Regions from separate parts of the Homo sapiens genome. Here region 1 is linked to region 2. A link is a loop called in an ENCODE intact Hi-C map of the cell type or tissue named here. Cell type or tissue: breast epithelium. All regions are shown on one strand. Each heading gives the region's core, and the rest is flanking DNA. Links, peaks and the distances in the headings are about the cores only. Region 1 has its middle 63 kb from the start of RIMS1. Region 2 overlaps RIMS1 (regulating synaptic membrane exocytosis 1).

Region 1 (2,827 bases), core at 311-2,810, 65 kb before region 2:
CCCATCTGCTGTTTACTTCTGAGCTTTTTGTTGAGTAGTTGCCTCAAGGCTGTATTTCTCAATCCATTTATTATTATTAATTATTATTATTACTGCCCCTTTAAGGAGCCTTTAAAAATATTTTTCCTGATCACTCACCCATCAAATTTTAATATCACAGGTGTAGTCTATATCTGTTTATATACTCTATGTATATAATAGATATGTATATCTGTGTTTTATTTGCAAAAAGAATAAGTATAATTATTTTAATTCAGTATAAGACTAAGTACAAATTTTAAACTAAAAGCTAAATTAAAAATCGCAAAGCTATTAACATTTAACTTTTTAACTGTATTTGTTGACTAACTTATTTACTTACATAAATTTTCAAATTACACATTTAAGATATCAATTTATATAAATTTTTTTTTTCTCTCTCTCTCTGTGACTGGAGGCAAGTTTGCTAGCTGAGTTGCAAGGCCCTGAACTAAGTCACTGACTGGTGTCCACCTGGGAAGTTGCCAGCAGTAGCAAGGCAGGCTGCTGACTGGGGAGGAAAGCTTTGGGCACCAGGAGAAAACAGGGCAGAGGGGAAACTCTGCCTCTTGTTCTCTGCAGTTCACAGTGGTACCCCTGTCTGTTGTGCTGTATGTCTAGATTTGGCCTGTAGGTCACACTTTGCAATCCAGTAACCAAATTATTAACTTGTAAGGCAGTAAATAGATTTAGCAGGCTAATGTGTTATGTGAAATTGTTCCATTGCACAAAATGTTACATCAATGAGTAATATTATTATGCTGTCCTATATTTCTTTTTGTTTCCAATTAGCAGGGATATTTTTATTGTATCTGTTGATGGAAGTGTTTCTTTAGAAACAAAGTCCTCTAAACCAACAGAGACCAGTAATACAAAAATAGGAGGCAACCTTAGCAGGTATATTATAATTAGCAGTGATGATATATCTACTCATGATTCCCAGATGTGTTTATTTTGACTATACCCTGTTCTATGGCAGAACACACCAATTCTGCAAGGTGTAATTTTGCAGATGGCAGTATAACTGAATCTTCCATGAGCCATTTTATCATTCTGCTGAGCCAGCAATTTCTGAGAAATGGAGTAAGTTGTAAGATTACTGCAATTCAGAAACATTGTCACAGTTGTTATGTTTCTTTTGTGGTGAAATGAGTCACTTAAGTGGAAACAATGTTATGTGGACTGAAAACAGTCACTATGGCAATTTGAAAGTTCATAGATGATGGTGCTAGCAAAAGCGTGCGACAGCCATGGAAGACAAATCTATATCTGGAACATGTGGCTTTTGCTCTGAGGATATATCTTCACCTCTACTATGATGAAGCAGATCTGATGTAATTTATGGGTTAAAGTAGGGGGACCAAGGAACAGCTGGTCCCCCCAGGGCATGATGATTATTGACAATTAAACATTGGCTCCTAATGTTGGTAGGTTGGGCATTTAGCAGTGGTGGTAGTTGTCTCACACTTGATGGGGTAGATGCCCTGCTCTTAAGTCCCTGCATAAGCCTCTATCACCACCTTCATGGTCACTTTGTACATGGGTCCATTTGGCAAGTAGCAGGTGGCTGAGTAAAGAGAATGACTGACATTCGCAAGATGGTTCATTTAATCCACCTAATTATTGATAGCCTCTCAAAATTATAAAATACATGTTAATATTTATGTACCAAACATCATGGTGGTTTAATAAACAAAATAAATTCTTCTAGAAAATCATGAAGAGCTAAAAATTTGTGCACAAAATTATGGTGTTAGATTTTAATACATTTTCTCAGAACTTAAACATCAGTAGATAAAAGAAATCAAAATGGTATTTGAAGATTGACTAAATGAGCTCAGTTTTTATTCATATAAATATACATATAGGTATATATGTGTTTGTATCTATACTCAAGACATTTTTCTATTATGTCCATAAAACACCAAACTAATCATATGTTAGACTGAATCACAGAGAACAGCCATTTTTATGGATCAAAGCAGTAAAATATTGGTAATTTCATACAATTTGATCTAATAATTATAAAAAAAATTTAAAGAAATATAATAAACTCTATAGATAGTAATCAATGAGACAAACAAACAATAAAACCTCTCCTGCAAAAAACAAAGATTTTAAGAAACTAATAATCAAAACTAAAATTACAAGTTCATTAAAAAATTCAAGAAAGGAGGGGACAACATAAAAATATATGGCATCTACATAAACTAAACTCAGAATAAATTGTATTCTTAAAATGTACAACAGCAAGTTTTAAAATCAATATATGAAATGTTAAAATTAAGAAACTGGAAAAGTAGTAAATAACTTTAAAAAATAGAAGAAAGGAATTATTCAAGATAAAATTTTAAATTTGATCTTAAAACCTTAAGATTAAAAAAACAAAAATAGGGTAGTAGGGAAAGACAGAAGCAAACACCATATATATATATAGGTTTCTATATGTGTGTGTGTGTATATATATATATATAGAGAGAGAGAGAGAGAAGCAAACACCATATATATATATATATATATATATATATATATATATATATATATACACACACACACATATTTACATATAGAAATAATATTGATTGGGCCTGGTGTGGTGGCTCACACCTGTAATCCCAGCACTTCGGGAGGCCAAGGCAGGTGGATCACAAGGTCAGGAGATTGAGACCATCCTGGTTAACATGGTGAAACCCCGTCTCTACTAAAAATACAAAAAAAATAGCTGGGCATGGTGGCGGGCACCTGTAGTCCCAGCTACTCGGGAGGCTGAGGCAGGAGAATGGTGTGAACCTGGGAGGCGAAGCTTGCA
Region 2 (2,827 bases), core at 198-2,697:
GGAAGGGGCTGCCAGGGTGCTGGGTGCGGACGGAGGCGCCCGCCTTGGGCCAGGGGCGCGGGGCTTGAGCAGGGAAGAGGTCAGGGGACCGGAGGAGGGAGGGGATATGCCACAGATCCAGGAACCCAAAGGCCGGGGGAGGATGACTTGAGACTGGGGTGCAGAGGAGGGATGGGTGGACGGGGGCCACGCTCGTGGTGGGAAGTGCAGAAGCTGAGAGGTGCTGATCCCACCCAAGTGGAAGGTCCCTGGGCTGGGAGCAGGTTAGGGGGCAGGGGATGAGTAGAAACAAGGGGAGGCAGGATGAAGAGGTGCTGAGGACAGCTCCTCTTCTCTTCTTGGAGTTGTTTAGCTGGTCGGGGTTACCCCAGTGAAGGCTGCCTATATTTATATAATAAAAATGCTTATTTTTAGTGTTCATTTTAGTAATCATTCATCTCACAGATCAAGGTTGGGTCTTTTTTTGGGCAATTGCCATCTTTGGTAACCTGCCTCCCCAGCTTCTCTTTAACCTTTTATTCAGAGTCTTCTACACAGCATACCTGTGTGAAGACAGATTCTCTTCTCCATATGTAATGCCACTGGCAATACAAAGTTTTTAATCATGGGAGAAGCTGACAGGGACTCTGGCCTGAATAACATAGAGGTTCCTCTTTAGTGGTTTCCAAGAGACCTCTGGGGCCTGTTCAGTTCCTGGAGGAAACAGTCCAATAAGGGATTGGGAATTTGCACTCCTCCTCACTTCTTTAGAGCGCATCAACCCTTCAAGGGATTTCTGTCTGATGCCCCATTTTCCTGGTGATGGGGAGAAGATGGGACTACTTGCTGGTGGTGCAGGAGTGTGTGACACTGTGCTGCTGCTTGCCTCAGACAAAACTGCTTACAAGGGACTGGCAGAGAGACGGGGCTTTCCTTGCTTAGCATCACCCATAGAGTAGAGCTGAAGGAGGCTTCAACCCTGCCTTTTCTTGGGAAGTCTTCATGTATTCAGGAAAGTTTTCACTCTGAAGCAGGGGAATGTAGGGGCCCTGACTGTGACTGACTCCTTGGTGTCCCCTGCTTAGGCTGGAAGGTGTATCTGGGGCCAGGGGATTGGCATGAAGAGCCAAAAGGAACCTGTTGCATCTGGAGTTACCTGATAGCAAAAGAGGGGTGGGGAGGGAGCAGGGGTGAAACCCAGACACAGAGCACATTCTGCATGGCCTCTCCCCCACCCCCTAGAAGTGCCTCCTCGAGAGAAGATGCTGCCGAAGAAGATTTCTTCTGCTTCCCCTCAGTGCAGCAGTGCCTCATAGGAGAGGAATGGAGGGAGGCTGCATTCACAGACCGATGGTTCCCCAACCAGGGCAACTGACACTCAGATAGGGGAGGGGGATACTGAGGGAGAGATGTGGCTGTTAGGTCACAGCAAAATAGTAGAAATCCAGTCATTCCTGTTCTTTCATTGTAGATTCAGAAAAGGGCCATTAACTCCGAAGGCCAGAGCTGGCCTGGTTCTATAAAGAGCAGCAGGTTTCTGAATTCCCTGCTCCTTCTCATCCAAAAATCAAATACTTTAAGCCTGCCGGCTTGAGGGAGGCAGAACCCTCGTTAATCTGCTGCCTGTCCCTAGTGGAAGAATGACGTCCCTGGTGCTGCAGGCTTCCCCTCTTCTGAGACTGGAAGTAATGGATGGTGTCTGATAGTGCTGCTGTCTGTCTGTCTGGTTGTCAGTCCGTCTGTACTCACTGGTTACAGCCCCTGCCACCTGTCCTGAACACCTTTTCGGCTTGTCAGGATTTACAGGTTTGCTGCTGTTCCTTTTGCTGTTTGCTGCAGACAGCAGGTGGATGGAGGCCTCCAGTAGCTAGTGGAAAATATAGGCTGCTGCTTGCCAGAGTCCGGATAGGAAGGGGAAGGCACGGTGCAAGTAGTGGCCATCATGCCTCTTCATTGGCTGTCTCAAGCATGGTGGAGAGTGAGGGATTTTAAGTGGGAGTGGGTGAGTTTTAGGACAGAATTCCAAACCTGCTAACTGCCAAAGGACAGCAATTATAAGATTGTATGGGCTTATATGGGCAAATAAAAATTAGGAGCACTGTCCAACTGCTCATGTCTAACACATCTTTTCCGCTGCTTTTCCTGTGACTGCTTTCTACTGGCTTGCATATATTGTTCCTTTGTTGCATGGATTCACAAAATATCACTGTATATGATGCTGTTATACAACAGCTCTCTATAATCCTGGACCTCTGTATTAACTTTATCCATCAGCCTCCTCTGCTAATGTCTTGGCCTTTTGTTCAGTGACAGATTGGTGAGTGTTTTGGAATCCCAGTTTGCTGCCATGTAAGCATGTCATATTGTCTGCAATTAGTGGAAAAGTGCTGTAATTTTTTTTTATAGGGGACACTTTATGTCTTAAAAACTGGGGATAATGGGAACTATTTAGATGACACATATATATGAGGACATAATGACACATAGTCATAGATGGTGGCCTTTTTAAAACTTTGTGTTAAAATAGATTGGAAAACAGGATTCTTTTAACAGGGCTTTAAAATATTGTTACATCAGAGAAAAGTTTTTGTGGTAATTATGGGTGATCATAATCACACATCTGAGAAATTACTTTCACAAAACGCTCTACAAAGCTTAAGTTCTGGCAATACGGCAATTAGACTTAAAATTCACTTGTGTTATTGGTGCAGAACTATCTCCTTAAGCTACCTACTGTGCATGCTGTCTCTTTTCACAATGTATAAAAATAGGCGCAGAGAGAAAATAGAAAATGATGGATGAATATGTGAAACCAACATTATAAAATATCAATTAAAATGTATTTGTA

What was found. Hi-C counts contacts between places; a loop is a spot of excess contacts. Peaks named below come from ENCODE experiments on the same cell type or tissue, not always from the same donor. Only the 100,000 strongest peaks of a DNase experiment are listed, where the experiment ranks them.
Region 1: it touches region 2 in a loop (24-fold over the local background); 1 of 110 quality-filtered maps calls a loop at or near these places.

The regions. Positions count from the first base shown.
Region 1 is chr6:71,821,746-71,824,572 of GRCh38, forward strand. No RefSeq gene overlaps it. Among named protein-coding and RNA genes, the nearest start is that of RIMS1, 63 kb to the right of the region's middle. In breast epithelium, for the core only: no CTCF peak of the experiment used is centred there; no DNase peak of the experiment used is centred there.
Region 2 is chr6:71,887,278-71,890,104 of GRCh38, forward strand. All of the region lies in intron 1 of RIMS1 (regulating synaptic membrane exocytosis 1), which reads left to right. Among named protein-coding and RNA genes, the nearest start is that of RIMS1, 2.1 kb to the left of the region's middle. In breast epithelium, for the core only: no CTCF peak of the experiment used is centred there; no DNase peak of the experiment used is centred there; H3K27me3 peaks cover 1,177 bases.